Regions from separate parts of the Homo sapiens genome. Here region 2 is linked to region 1. The links are chromatin loops, found by intact Hi-C in ENCODE. Cell type or tissue: thyroid gland. All regions are shown on one strand. Links, peaks and the distances in the headings refer to the core of each region. The heading gives the core; the rest is flanking DNA.

The links. Peaks named below come from ENCODE experiments on the same cell type or tissue, not always from the same donor. Only the 100,000 strongest peaks of a DNase experiment are listed, where the experiment ranks them.
Region 2: it touches region 1 in a loop (2.6-fold over the local background); 12 of 110 quality-filtered maps call a loop at or near these places.

What each region holds. Positions count from the first base shown.
Region 1 is chr2:128,731,810-128,739,726 of GRCh38, forward strand. No RefSeq gene overlaps it. Among named protein-coding and RNA genes, the nearest start is that of HS6ST1, 420 kb to the left of the region's middle. RefSeq lists enhancers at 1,591-1,700, 2,660-2,719. In thyroid gland, for the core only: a CTCF peak has its summit at 4,965 (motif pointing right); a DNase peak (open chromatin) is centred at 5,002.
Region 2 is chr2:129,228,921-129,236,837 of GRCh38, forward strand. No RefSeq gene overlaps it. Among named protein-coding and RNA genes, the nearest start is that of LINC01854, 41 kb to the right of the region's middle. In thyroid gland, for the core only: no CTCF peak of the experiment used is centred there; a DNase peak (open chromatin) is centred at 4,438.

The DNA.
Region 1 (7,917 bases), core at 3,402-5,901:
TAGTAATGATGGGGTTTCACCATGTTAGCCAGGATGGTCTCGATCTCCTGACCTCGTGATCTGCCTGCCTAGGCCTCCCAAAGTGCTGGGATGGCATTCTTAATGGATACGCCCCACATTGTGGGCTGTGGTTTTAGATCTTCTTCTTGTCTTTTCCTTATTGGTCTTGACAGATTCTGATGTGATTACGGTCTTTGAAGGGAGGAGGCTTGGTTTGGGAGTGTGGATGTAGGGATGGATGTGTGTTTGGCCACTGGAGACACAGAAAGACAGAGGTAACAACTCTGATGTGGATCCTGTGTGGGAGAGGGCCCTAGAAGTCCCCTAGAAGGGCACAGAGGGGCTGGCGCCAGCTCTCAATTCACTGTCGCAGGGCCACGCAGCCCCCCAGCACCCTCCACACCCCACAGATGGAGGAGGCTATGCGGGTGCCTGGTACCTCCCTCTTCTGACACAAGCACCTGAAGAAGAAAGGGCTAGGCTTGGAAAGGAGGTGAGAGGGATGGTGAATAGTCCTCAAGACTGGGCCTTTGGGATCAGCCACCCAAAAACCATTTGAGACAGATGGAATCTGCCATGTTTCTAGGGCTTCCAGTTTCAACACAGAAAAGGCCCAGGGCGATGCTAAGACTCCATCAGCCTACCCGAGGCTTCCACTACACACTTGACGTCGGCATCCACCAGACCCAGCTGCACCTGAATCACACACACCTTCTCTCTCTCCCAATCTGTCCCTGTGGTGAGCACAAATGAGCCTCCATGGAAGACAGGCGGACCTTGTTCCATTCAGAGATCAGACCTCGGGGCTCCTAAGCAAACCCTATCCACATCTTCTCCACTCCCAGACATTTTCATTTCTGGATATTGTCATTTTCTGATGAATGTCCCAGGAATAGTGGCTGGTGACCCTTCACCTTCTTTTTCTTCTTCACAGACATATGAACAAACTCTTAAGTTTTGGTGAACTTAAGGTAGCATTTCCCAAGGTGAGTTCCCTAGAACACTAGTTCTTTAGGCTTGTTCTTGATGTTGTGCTAACAAAAAGGTTTGTAGTCAAGGTAATTTGGCATAGATTTGGTTGGAAAATGTTGAGCAGGCTCACCTTCTGCCCCTTCCCCTCCTTGTGAGTTTCCAGCACAGCTACCCTTGCCAGAGTAACCACTGCTAACTGCCTTCCCGTGAGCAGGTTTCTTACAGCAGGATGTTTCAGGGCCTTTAACAGGCACTGTAAGTCTGCAAGAGGGAGATCATAACTGGTATCCTCAAGCTCATTATGCCACAGACCCTTATTTTCCTCCAGGGCTCTCTGTGGGATATGCTGCACTAGGGGTGGCTCTGCCTGTGAACAGCTTCTGTTGGGCCCCTTTCACACACTGTTGGCCAATGGGGGCTTGCTGAAAACACATCCTCCGCCCACCACCCTATTAGGAAATATCTCATTTAAGTGTCTCAGTGTCTGGAACTGGGCCATTAGATGTCCATTTCTCTGTGTAAGCCTTTTCTTATTGCAAAATGCAAAATCCCCTGGGAGTAACACATGCAATAATGACTAATCATTCACAGTTTTGTGCTGAGTAAAGAACACGGCTGTTACTGACAGATGGACTTGGGTCAGAATCCCGATTTCACCCTTCCTTTGCTGTATTACCTTGCTTGACAGGAGGGCTGCTGGTCACATACAGTGAGATACATTTGCCCCTACCTCCCAGAGTTCTTGTGAGAATTAAAATGATGAACAAACGAATGCAAAGACAGAGCCAGCAGGGGAGTGTCTCCCAAAGGGGTGCTTTGCTAAGGATTTTAGAGAACCTGGTGTGCTGCCTTGATGCTGGTGCCCAGGGGCTCGCTGCCCACTGCAGTGGTGTGGTTCCTGTACCGGATCTGCCCTGATGGTAGAACCTGGCCCTGCCATCCTCAGTGGATGTCTGTTGCAGATGCCACAGACCCAGAAGCATGCCTGGATGATACGGTGGGCTGGTGTGTGACAAAAAGCATTTGCTAGGCACAATTAAGCCGGCTGAAAACTGCAGAAGGGGCAACTAACCTAATTAACAAAGCAGCATTAGTCTGAGGGCTTTACAGAAATTAATTGTTGTTATACAAATGCTGAGCTAATTGAGAATAGGTCTGATTAATTTATCAGAGCAGGTCCTCGTGGATCCGCCTTAGAAACACTATCTTGCAGGCGGCTCCAGCCACAGGGATCTTTACATCACCAGCACTGGTCTCCCCTTCCATAGCTTAACATAGTAGCTGCCTTTCCGGGCTTGCTTTATTTCCACCTTGCCTGTTAGTCTGATGCAGGACTCTTGGGCTCTTGGCTGTGATGGGAAGAAGGTTCTGGAAGCAGCACTGCAACTCTGAGCTGGCTAGATCTCAGAGTCAAAACCAGACGACACTGCCGGTGTCTTTTTCACTTCGCTGCAGTGGTCTTAGATTTAAAAGCCACACACATCAGAACTAGTTTCTGATGGAATCAACTCATTGAGTTGGAAAAATTATAATTTAACATTACATGGAATTTAAAGTCTCTATTACACATAGCGGATGCACAATCAAACACGGTTCATTCTTGCCTCCCCCTCTCCCCTGCCAACTCCCCCTCCTAAGTGATGGGGCAGACAGCACAAAGGGTTCTTGAGTTTTGAATGTTGGGAGTGTGTCTGGAAGCCTTGTTTTGTTTGCAGCAGTCGTGGCCGCACCTGCGGGCCCACACCTTGTGGGCAGTTTCTTGGTGCGCGAAAGGCGTAGTGCACCCAGGTGCAGGGCTCTGCCCTGGCGCCCTCCTGTGACAGTGCCGGGAGCGGCGGGGTGCGGGGCACCGCCAGCTGTGGTCTGTCCCGGTGACTGGTTTCTTCTGAGTGTCTCAGTTCTGCAAGCCATCGTAGCAATGGGTCCTGACCGTGTCTCTGAACTGTCTGGCAGGCGGGCAGTGTGTCACCCGCTTCCCTGGTGGTAAGTGCGGCCAGGAGGATGCGGCCTGTGGATCCTCCCCGGACCTGTGAGCAGCAAGCCTGGGACTGAATCTGTCTGCATCGTTAATCACCGATTTGCTATCTCTTCCTCCACAGCATATCACTCCCTTTCCTCTGGAGGAAAAATGCCTCATGATCTAAAGCTGAAGGCATCTTTCATAATGAAGTGCTTCCTGTGCTGATTCATGCGTCCCCTTTGCCCTCGCGAGTCCCCTTTGACATCCTCCACACACAGAGCGCGACAGGAAACGCGTGTCCTCTGGTTAAGCCACGCTGACTTCCCTGAGGGTTTGGTACCACAGTTAGCACTTTTTGGATGAGGAAGATGAGGCTGAGAAGGGCGCCCAAACCGACCTCCCGGCTGCAGGAGTGTGCGGCCTGAAGGGAACCCCGGGGAACTGCGCAGGCTTTGGGAACCACGCAGGCCGGGTGCAGACGCAGCTGCCCTGCCAAGTAGCACGTGCTCCTGGGAGAAAGATTGCCCTGGGGGAGACACTCAGCCCAGCCCTCAGGTGAACGGACCAGGCCACCAGGCCAGTGGGGCTGAGGGCGGGGAGCCCTGAAGAGGAGAAACCCCGGGATCAGATCTGCATTTTGGGACTTCATGGCAGGGAGGGGCACGGGTAAAGACCCACACGGTGAGGTGGCTGCTGAATTATGGTCCTGAAGGTTGACACAGAGAAGCCAGGATGGGAACAGGGGCTGGAACTGACAGACTGGGATTGCGCAAGGAGAGTGAGGATGAGGGTGACGCACTCGAGGGTGTCCTCGGACCCCAGAACATGATATCCAAGCGCGGGGCTTCCACAGACAGCATGAGTGGGTTCTGTGCAGTGAGACTTTCAGGTCGGAGCCTAGGTGTGGGCGCGGAGGGGCAGCAAGGCCCTGGGGACCCGGCCCTCCCTATCCTCACACACCGTGGTCCCCAGAAGCCTTTTGCTTCACGCCAGCTGCCCCAGGGTGCAGGATGGCCCCCGCCTTCCGAGGTCTTAGGTTTAGGAGGACACAGAACGGAAGGAGAAGGAGGGGCTCCTTCTGGGGGGACTCTTCCTTTTATTCTAGAAGCAGCGCCCTCCTCAGGGGCATTGGCGTAAAAATCATTGGCTAGGCTATTTCACGGCCACCTCACTCCGCCAAGCCCTAGGCAAACGGGAATCTTTACCCGGCCATATTGTGATTCCGAAGCAGCTTGGAATTCTGTCATTAAAGAGACACAAGAAGGAATTCTGTATAACTGGCCGTGTCGGCTCCTGGGGAGGCCACGTTGGCTCGGGCTAAGTGTTCAAGATGGTGTGGTGCAGTGAGTCAGGGGCCCTGACCGGGACCACCCGTAAGTTAAGTGGGGCGTGTGGTCTTCAGGGCGCACAGGTGGAGATGCCACTACATGGTCGCATGTGGGTGTCCACAGTGCAAGAGAGGCCCTGGGCCAGAAACCCAGCCCTAGGCTGTGCCTGTCCCCTGGCCATCTCTGGCTCGCCCTCCCTCCTGCCTTTTCTCTGTCCCTGGGGATGGTTTGCAGGCTCAGACCGCATGTCTGGATTGGCAGTCTCATTCTGCAGGCTCTGCAGACCTAGAAGAACAAAATGCTACCAAAGGAAGGATGCAATTTATCCATACAGAGGCTAGTTTGGACATATGGGAGGAAGTCTGTAAGGGTAGTTGCTTGTCTCTTTTGGATTTCAAGGGCGAATGGAGCCCGGATGCTGGCAGCCCCTCCTGCCCAGCGCCTTGGTTCCCGGGGAATTGAGCCTTGGCTGCTGGCTCAGCCTCCTCTGAAACCAGCAGCCCAGGGTTGCCTTAGAAACATGGCCTGGTGTGGCAAAGCCTATCCCGGGGTCTTTCGTGTTTGTGTCCTTTGAAGCCTAATTTAATCGGTTCCAAATTCTAGAACAAGAGTTCTCTCAGGGTAGCTGCAGACGTGCTCCACCCTCATCCTCCCACCCAGGAGAACCAGCGAGCTCTGGAGAGCCGCCTGCAGTTCTCCCTGGAGCCACAAGATGGCGCCAGGCCGACCGTCAAGGCCGTGGAGCCGGGGAAGAGGGGAAACGCGGGATTCTGGAGTCCCCAGCCCCTGGCCGAATCGGCTTCTGGTGCGGCCGCGTTTGGGGCCGCGGCTCCACCCCCTCTGGCTGGCCAGTAGCCTTCATCATGGGGGACGTGAGCAGACCGAGTGAGAGCTGCCATTTTTCTGGGTGTGGGCGGACAGTTGTGCAGGCCCATGTTATAGACAGAGAGACTGAGGGCGAGAGGCGCCGCCCGCCCGGGGAGCCGACTGCGAAGTGCAGAGCCGTGGTCCCCCGAGGTGTCCGCGCGGCCGCCTCCGGGCGGGGGTCCCCGGGCGCCTTCAGGCCGGGTCTGCTGCGATGCGGCGCCATCCGCGTCCGGCTCCTGGGGCCTGCAGACCTTCCGGGCCACTCCTGGAACCGCGCCGAGACCCAGGCCAGGGTGCTGAGAGCCGCATGTCGCGGCCACCAGGGGTGTTCCTGAGGACTCCACCGGGCTCAGACGAGGCGTCAGGCGGGGACGGTGCGGATGAGCGCCTGTTGAGGCCGGGGCTGGCCAGGCAGGGACAGGGAGCACAGGGAGGACACACAAAGCCGACAGCGTCAGGACGGATCTGGGGAGCAACGTTGCTGTCGCCGTGTGGACAGGACACCGACATTAGCGTGGCATTGCTGGGATGCGGTGTCTCCTGGTGAAGGGAGGAGAGTCCGCGGTGGACAGAGCACCCAGCCCAGGAGAGCCTTGGACACCGCTGGGAGGCTCAGCCTGAGGGTAGCGTGGAGTGGCCAGAGGGTTTCCGCCGGGAGCAGGGGATACCTGGGCTTCTATTTCAATACTGTGCTAACCTGAAGCCCTGAATCCTCCCGGGCCGTCCCTGGAAACCCCGGTCCATGCCCACACCTCCCTTTCTGACTCCTCATTTGTCTGTGCCAGGCACGCAGGACCCTAGTCACAGTTGTATTTGTCCCTGCACTTTCTCTGCAGAAATAAGGTAGGCTCCTGGAAGTAGGGAGTCAAATGTGTCCTGTGCCTCTCTTAGGCTTCTGGGAACCCAGGCTTCCACATACAGTAGGCCTTTAGTTGTTGACCGAAACAGATGCTAGATGCTGTTTGAATCTGCCATGATGGCGCACAGTTTTCCAAAACTCGTCCCTTAGGGCTGCAAAGCCCTGAAATGCAGCAGAGGAGAATCAGAGAGCTTAACTGGCGCAGCTCCCATCTTGAGCACTGCCTTTGTAATTAAATGTCAATTATGATTCATTCAGAGGAAAATCAATTGTGCTACTTTCATAAACTTTTATTTGGTTATTGAAAGGCAAGATTTCTCTAATCAGTTTTTCATTAAGTCAGAGCTTGATTTGCAACTGGAAGCTTCCAAAGCCCTCCCGTCCCACTGCTGTCCCTCTTTGGCCTGAAGAATGTGACCGTTTGGGGTGTGACCCTAGGTTCATATTGCATCCGTGGGTTCCCACACAACCCTGTAGAGCATCCAGACCCACTGCTGCCTCTTTCAGAGCCAGTGTAGACAAGGTCATCTTCAGAGCACTGAGCCTCAGTTTCCTCATCTGCTAAATGAAGGAAGTCTTTAAATGAGGTAGTGGATATGAAGATAAAAATGCCTGGCTCTGGGCCTCACAAATAGATGCTCAACAGATACTAGTTCCTTAGTAGATTTTAGTTTCCTTCCTGCATCCTTGATTTCTGCCTGGACTCTTCTACTTTAAGTGGGGCATTGTGCAGTTTATGGCCAAGAGCCCAGAATGTAGAACTTAGCACCTAGAACTTTGGTGCAGCAAGGCTGGGAGTCACACACCACCTCCCCAGCCCCAGCTTGTCCCCCACAGAGCAGGCCTGCATCTCTCCACCGACCTCGGAGCATTTCCTGGAATCTGCTCCCCAGCTTATTGTGATTTCTAAACATTTACTTTAATGCTTGGATTAATTTTTCTGGTATGTGTGTGTGCACAGGCCTGCAAGTATGTATGTGTACATGCAGGCATGTCTACTGCATGTTGATGCCCTGCCTCTGGAAAAAGTCTGGGGCACACACCATTGCACGTCAGGTAGGGGAGAATTGCCTGAAGGAGAGACGACCATTGCACCAGTGCAGGAGGACTTGGTGGCAGCCCTATTCCCTCTACTTGCTCCTGCTACGTATGAGTTCCCAGTACGTTTTAGCCAGCAGCCTGCTTTGCCGCCATCACTTGCTCCCTGTAGCCTGGGAAATGTTTGTGGCTAATTTTCAGCTGACCGGCAGACTCTGAAGAGGGTGGCCATGCTACTCAGTAGGAATACAGTCTCAAAAAGAGGGGGAGCAGGGCTGCCAGAGTGGGGTGAGGTCTTGCCAGACAAAGGAAAGAAAAGTGCACAGGAAGGAATCTGTGCAGCAGCTTTTCTTCAGGTAAGCCAGACTAATCCCTGAGATCTCAGGCTGAGGGACCAGCACTTTAGAAAACAAACTTGCAAGAGCTTAGTGATGGTTAATGTTGGCTTGTCCCACATTAGCTTGCTGAAGATGGGCATGTATATACCTCCTCTCATTGCCCACCCAGGACACCCCCAGACCTGGTCTCCCAGATTGCCTCTCTCCACCCCTCCAGTTTATAGTCTCCACCACCTCCTACTTGTGCCTGTTCCATTCTTGCAAGAGAAGTTTCTCAAAAGCCAGCTCTATAGCTACTCACTATTCATCACCAAATGTACTTCCCAAGAATAATAACTACACTTGTTGAGTGTGTTAGGCCATCCTTGCATTGCTATAAAGAAATACCTGGCTGGGTAAATTACAAAGAAAAGAGGTTTAATTGGCTCATGGATCTGCAGATGCAAGAAGCGTGGTACTGGCATCTGCTTCTGGTGAGGGCCTCAGTAAGCTTACAATCATGGTGGAGGGTGAAGGGGAAGCAGGTGTCTCACGTGGGAGAGTGGAAACAGGACA
Region 2 (7,917 bases), core at 3,279-5,778, 500 kb after region 1:
CAGCAGCTGTCTTCCATGTCATGAGGGACCTCCTGCTTCCCACAACCCATCCAACCCATCATCCCTAAGAGACACTGGGTCCCTTCTCTTGATGGACTGGCTCTCAAGGTCCCAGGGTGACTCAACTCAGATGGAGGTCTTTGGCAAGCAGAATTTTGGGAGAACATATGGGGGCCATAATGTTGGCTATGCCTTGGAAGTTGAGCAATGTTTTTGTATTCCAATATTTTACTGAAGACCTTCTATGTGCTAAGCAATCTATTTGTCTCTTACCATCCATTTTTTACATGAATTCTCACATCAGCTTGCAAGCTGAATAGAATGTGGTGGCACTGGGTGACTTCCAAGGCTGGGTCATAAAAAGAATTACTGCTTCAGCCTGGCTCTCTCTTCCTTGCGATGCTTGCTCTTGGAACCCAGCTGCCAAGCCAGGAGGAAGCCACGGCCACACAGGGAGGTCCCATGTAAGCATTCTACCCAGCATCCCCTACTGAGGTGCCATCCAGCATCAGTCTTGACCTGTGAGTGAGCAAGCCTTTTGGATGACTCCAGGCCAAACACCGTCTGATTTAAATGACTTGAGAGACCCAGAGAGAGAACCACTCACTAGGCCCAATTAGTCCACAGAACTGTGAAGGGTAATAATAAGCAATTATTGTTTTCCAAGACACTGAGTTTGGGGTGTAGGGTTAGAAAAAAGAGTGTTTGGGGATCAGATGGCTGATGGTACATGTACTGATTTGTGCACTGTTTCTGCTGTGAGGGTATTATTTTGTATAAATGTAATAACTTTTCTGTAGTTAAGATGAGTTGGTTAAGGTTGTTTTTGATATTACTACTGGGGGGATATTGAACCCACAGAGTCCTTCGTAGCCTTCTTTTTGTTGTGATGAACAAAAAGGGCCTTTGCCCTTTGTTCTGAAAAGCTCTTGCACATCTCCACTTTGGGAAGAAACAGGTAGAATGCATTTCTGACACCACATACTCAGAGTTTGTACGGACGTCACAGGTTAAAGGCTCGGCTTGTAAGACTGCTCTCACTTCAGATACCAGCTGACTTCTGACTAACTGGCTACAAATTTGGGTGTTCCTGCTGCCTCCTAAGGTTTGATAATATGCTAGAGCAGCTCACAGAACTCAGGGAAGCACCCTCCTTATGTGCTTAGTTTTATTGTAGCAAAAGGATACAAGCCTGAACCAGTAAAAAGGAGACTGCACGGGTGAACTCTGGAGGGTTCTGCACGTGAAGCTTCATGGCTTCAGGGTGTACCCTCTCCCAGCACGACTGTGTACATCACCAACCAGACAAAGTCACCCGAGCCTCAGGGGCCAGTTTTCCCAGCAGTTTAATCACATAGGCCTGACTGAATCATTGGCCACATGATTAAACTCAGTCTGCAGTCCCCCTCCTCTCCTGGGAGGTCAGGCCAAGCTCAGCTGGCTCAAAACCCCAATCTCTAATCACATGGTTGGTCTGTTCAGCATGGTCCACCCCTTTTCTGAAAGTATTTTGGTGCCCACTTGAGTTACCTCATTAACATAAACTCAACTCAGGTGTGATCTGAGGGGGCCTGCCGTGAATAACAGACACTCCTATCATTCCAGGGACATAGAGGACACCTGCCAGGAATCGGGGACAAGGCCAGCCAAATGCTTTATTATAAAACAGAAGACTCACGCCTGTAATTCCAGCACTTTGGGAGGCTGGGGCAGACAGATCACAAGGTGAAGAGATTGAGACCATCCTGGCCAACATGGTGAAACCCCGTCTCTACTAAAAATATAAAATTAGCTGGGCATGGCATTGCACGCCTGTAGTCCCAGCTTCTCGGGAGGTTGAGGCAGGAGAATTGCTTGAACCTGGGAGGTGGAGGTTGCAGTGAGCTGAGATCATGCCACTGCACTCCAGCCTCGTGACAGAGGGAAACTCCATCTAAAACAAAACAAAACAAACAAAAAACAGAAGACTTCTGTCCTTACCCTGTTCAATAAGTTTTTCTCATTCTTTGATATGCCAAATAGGCTGTAATTATCCTCTTGACCTCCCAAGCCAAATCTAGAAAGACCTTAAACTAGCTGAACACCGGATAAGTAGTGCTACATTTTAAACTTTTCTTTCCTTGATCCCAGGAGACTGAAGATGATTTAAAGTAGTGTTTGTATAATAGAGATATTCATATGCAACTGGCTGAGAATGAAGAAGCAAGGAAAGCAGTCAGATATATGTCCTTGCCACTCCAGGGCACCCTGCCTTCAGGAGCACAAGTAAGTGGAAGAGGGCCCTGGATTTAATGATTTGAGTTTCAGTTCTTCTCATTTGTGAAAGATGGATGTTACAAGGCTGATGTAGAGGCTGAATAGGATGGTGCATGTACGGCCCCTGGTATACTGCCTGTCCTACAGCAGGATATCAGTAACAGCAACTGCTATCATGACTAGACTGTTATCGAAGTGTAGTGGATAAAGGTGCAGGCTCTAAGAAAAATTACTAGGGGCATCCTGGTCGCCTTAATTTGTGGCATCTAAACATGGACAATTCTTTCTAACTTGCTGTGTTTGAGGTCTGTCCTCTGTGAAATGAGGTTAACACATGTGGTTACCATATAAAGTTTGTTTGTGTGGAGTCTGAGTTTCACTCTTGTTGCCTAGGCTGGAGTGCAATGGCGTGATCTCAGCTCACTGCAACCTTCGCCTCCCAGGTTCAAGTGATTCTCCTGCCTCGGCCTCCTGAGTAGCTGGGATTACAGGTGCACGCCACCAAACCCAGCTAATTTTTTGTATTTTTATAGAGATGGGGTTTCTCCATGTTGGCCAGATGGTCTCTAACTCCTGACCTCAGGTGATCCACCCGCCTCAGCCTCCCAAAGTGCTGGGATTACAGGCATGAGCCACCACACCCAGCCTAGAGTTCTTAAAATGACTTATGTGGTCTCATATGTGTAGTGCAGTGCTTGGAAAAAGTAAATACTTTAAACATGTTAGCTCTTTTTACTGTTTTCGAGTCTCTTTCCTACATTTGGAGTCTGGAGAGCTGGTTTCCAGACCACACGCCTACTCAAGCTGGGTAGGTAACCTTGGGTTCTGCATCTGTTGAAAGAGGCCAGTGGATTAAATGGCCTAGAAGGTTTCCACGAGTGCTCCTATTTCTCACTGGAGATCGGATCAGATGGGTTTTGAGGGTGCGGGCTCACAGGTGGGATGGATTCCCAGCAGCAATGATCCTGCTGGCCAGGCCTTCTCTCACTGCACCTGTCATTTTCTCAGCCATGCCCCCTGGAACTGGTGCAAATCAAAACCACAATGAGATACCATCTCACGCCAGTTAGAATGACGATCATTAAAAAGTTAGGAAACAACAGATGCTAGAGAGGATGTGGAGAAATAGGAACGCTTTTACACTGTTGGTTGGAATGTAAATTAGTTCAACCATTGTGGAAGGCAGTGTGCCGATTCCTCAAGGATCTAGAACCAGAAATACCATTTGATCCAGCAATCCCATTACTGGGTATATACCCAAAGGATTATAAATCATTCTACTATAAAGACACATGCACACAGATGTTTATTGCAGCACTATTCACAATAGCAAAGACTTGGAACCAACCCAAATGCCCATCAGTGATAGACTGGATAAAGAAAATGTAGCACATATACACTATGGAGCCATATGCAGCCATAAAAGATGAGTTCATGTCCTTTGCCCGGACATGTATGACGCTGGAAAACATCATTCTCAACAAACTAGCATAGGAACCCCCGAAAACCAAACACCGCATGTTCTCATCCATAAGTGGGAGTTGAACAATGAGAACACATGGACACAGGGAGTGGAACATCATACACTGGGGCCTGTCAGGCGGTGGAGGGCTAGGGGAAGGATAGCATTAGAAGAAATGCCTAATGTAGGTGACTAGTTGATGAATGCAGCAAACCACCATGGCATGTGTATACTTATGTAACAAACCTGCATGTTCTGCACATGTATCCCAGAACTTAAAGTATAATAAAAAAGAAAAAAAAAAACTGGAGCTTGCAAGCTAGTTTCTCCTCTCCTCCTCTATCCCCTCCCCACACCCACTACCTACCCTGAAAAGGAACACTGTATCAGTACATTCCTTGTTTTTGTCTCAGTTCCACTTCTGTGGAAAATGTTTTGCAACAAAATCTCCTAAAAAGCTGCTGAGAGGCGAATAGGACCCAGGTAGAAGTTATTTACAAGACGAGAGCATGCATAGAGCCTTCATTATTAGGAAGAAGTACCACTTGAAGGGAGGGTTGCTTTTTTATTACAATTCCCACTTTCCAGTGCTCTAGCCCTTTAGCTTGAGAACCGGCATGCTCAGCCCTCAAGGAGGTAATTAAGACAAGAAAGACATTTATTCGACTGAAGAATAGACAGAGAAGCTGCCAGCCCAGCCTTGGATGGTACACTGGGTCCCAACACCCTAGAGGACAAGACGTGCCAGCTGCTGCCACACTGGGAGCGCTCAGCCAGCAGCTTTCTTTACAGAAGCCTGCGGCGGGGCTCCCGCTGCCCGCCTTGCCATGCAGTGCTGATCACAAATAACAACAGCCCCTCCTGCTTCAAAATCCCTAGTGATGCATTCAATTCGCAGAAGTCCACAGGCAGGCATTAATATTGTCTCACAGGAAAGCAACCTGGGACTCAGAAAAGTTACGTTGCTTGCCCAGTGCAATAGGTGCATTCTTTTTGCCATTGAATTTTCTATCCATAGTCACACACACACACACACACACACACACACACACACACACACACATATGCATACTTTTAGGCACAGCAAGAAAACAATTATCTTTTTAGCTAGTCGTGTCTACCAGGGACTCAGAGGAAGGGAACTGGCCACATAGAACACAGGCATTTGCTGTTGTTGTCTTAGCAAGTGGTTCCTTTTACTGGGGAAGTCTCGCCTCATGAATTAGATTTAGGGTTAGGGAGTTAGGGAATATCAAAAGTGACAGTAAGAATCTATTCCTTTAGATCTGACTCACATCCTGCACACGGACACTGCAAGCCACAAGCTTCCTTTCCTTAGGAGTTACAGAGAACATCAACTCCAACAACCACTTAGCACATTCTTAGGCTCACTGACCACTGCCCTTGCCAAGGATGCCAGAGACTCCCTTGTCCCATTCCATGTTGCTGTGAGAAAAAAGGCAAGTGGGGAGTGGCATGGACCCCTTTTGGCATATTAATGATGGGAGCAGTGAGTGCGGCACATGCCCAGACAGACCGAGCAGCCAAGGGTGGTGGCTGTGTTTAACAGCATCCCTGCATCCTGTAGAGTCTTACAAGAAACACAGCTCTGGTGACATCTGCAGGTCAGGATCTCTAAGCATGTACACATTCATTCTCTAAGCATGGACACCCAAGCGCCTGGCTCTCTGTTTTGTTTTCCTATGGCAGTACAGTGCATAGGGCTTTTTAAAAAACTGATGACTTCACACCACATCTAAAAATTATTTGACATGCCTCCCAGCAAGAAGTGGAGCCCGAGTCCCCTTTCCTTGAGTGTGTCCTGGCCTTGGTAATTCCTCTCAACTGAATAGAATGTGGTGGCACTGGGTGACTTCCAAGGCTGGGTCTTAAAAAGAATTACTGCTTCAGCCTGGCTCTCTCTGCCTTGTGATGCTTGCTCTTGGAACCCAGCTGCCAAGCCAGGAGGAAGCCACATTTTGTTGTGGCCACACAGGGAGGTCCCATGTAAGCATTCTGCCCAGCATCCCCTCCTGAGGTGCCATCAAGCATCAATGTCTAGACCTGTGAGTGAGCAAGCCTTTTGGATGACTCCAGGCCAAACACCATCTGATTTAAACGACTTGAGAGACCCAGAGAGAGAACCACTCACTGTGCCCAATTAGTCCACAGAACTGTGAGGGATAATAATAACCAATTATTGTTTTCTGAGACATGGAGTTTGGGGTGTAGGGTTAGAAAAAAGAGCGTTTGGGGATCAGATGGCTGATGGTGCATGTACTGATTTGTGCACTGTTTCTGCTGTGAGGGTATTATTTTGTATAAATGTAATAACTTTTCTGTAATTAAGATAGAGTTGGTTAAGGTTGTTTATTCTTGATTTTACTACTGGGTGGTGTATATTGAACACACAGAGTCAATGCGGGTTGTATGTTGGGTCAGAAACCTGGACTGAGACCTAACCCTTTATACTCTTGAGTCACTCAGGGTAGCAGTGTTTTCTTTGGATCAGAAATCTCTGCCAGGCCCCACTGACTGGGGACATAAGGTTCCATTGCTAGGGTCCCAGCTGCCTGCCTGGAGTGGCATGTCTCCAGCATGTCCACAGACATAGACTAAAGAGAAAAGCAATCACTTCCTCACCGTCGGAAAAGATTAAACTCTGGCTCCATTCCTGTCCAACTCTTTCCAGCAAACTCTAGGTGTCCTGGGTAAAGGGTGAGGAGGTGGAGGTGAGTCTAGCTCCCTGCAGCACTGTGGCCCCAGGGTCAGAAATAGCCCTGATTTCTTTTACGATGCACTCCACCCTCTGTTGTGGGGCCTTTCATGGAGGCTACATAAATGTGCTTGGAATTTATTTTATCCAAGAAAAATAAAAACATGTCTTCCAAAAAAAGCCATATACAAGAATTTTTATGTTACATTTATTCAAAATAGCAAAAAATAGAGACATCACAGGTATCTATCAACAGGAGAGTGAATAAATAAACTGGAATCTATTCATACAATAAAATACTACTCAGAAATTAAAAGGAACAAAGTGTGTTTACATGCAATAATGTAAAAGAGTCTCAAAAACATAATACTAGAATAAATGAAGCTGTACACAGAAGACTATGCAGAGTATAAATTCTCATGTGAAATTCTGAATGAGGGAAAACATTTTTTGTTCTGAAAACATGAAACCATGGAGAACAGCCTTTGTGGAGATGAGGGTGAGGATGGATGCATGGGGCAGGGGGTACTTCCTGGGGTGGAGTCATGTTCTACATCTTGAAGAGGTTTTGTCTTACACAGCTGTGCACATTGTACCGTACACATGCAATGGTACACAGAAGCTCTGTGTATTCCACTTTGTATAAATTTATCTATAGAAACAAGAACCATGAACACATGTAGAGTGCTAGTTAATATTACACATGCTGAAGTATTTGGGATGCTCTGTCAGGGTGTCTGCAACTTGCCTTGAAAAGGATTGAAAATAAGATTATTTGATGGACGGATAGAAACTGATTAAAACAAAGAAAGCAAACTACTGATTGTGGAGGTTAGGTGATAAGTAATGCTGTAGTATAAATATATCTCCCAAGTTTCATGTGTTGAAAATGTAATCCCCCAATTCCCTTGCTGATCAAAGGTGGGGTTTTGGGGAGCTAATTGGAATTAGATAAAGTCATCAGGCTGGGGTTACCATGATGGGCTTGTGGGGTTGTAAGATGAAGGAGAGAGACCTGAGTTGACACACATGCTCTTGCTCTCTCACTGTGTTGCCTTCAACCATATCATGATGCAGCACAAAGCCCTCCCCAGAAGCTGACCAGACACAGCCACCTGATCTTGGACTTCACAGCCCCCAGAACTGTAAGAGGTAAATTTTTCCTTTATATCCAGTGTGAGTTATTCAATTATAGCAACAAAAAGCCAACTAAGACAAAAAATTGGTACCCAGCTGTTGCTATCAATACCTGAAAAGGTTGCTGTAAATACCTGAAATGTGGAAATACCTGGAAAGTTTTGGAAATGACTAATTGGTAAAGACATGAATGGAGCACTAAGGGCAATTTTGGTGAGGACTTAGAGGAATACTTCATGACTAGGGAGAGCCTGAATCTTCTTAGAGATTAAGTGGCCATGACCAAAATGTTGATAGGAATCTGGGCAGTACAGGCCATTCTGCTGAGGTCTCAGATGAACTGAGT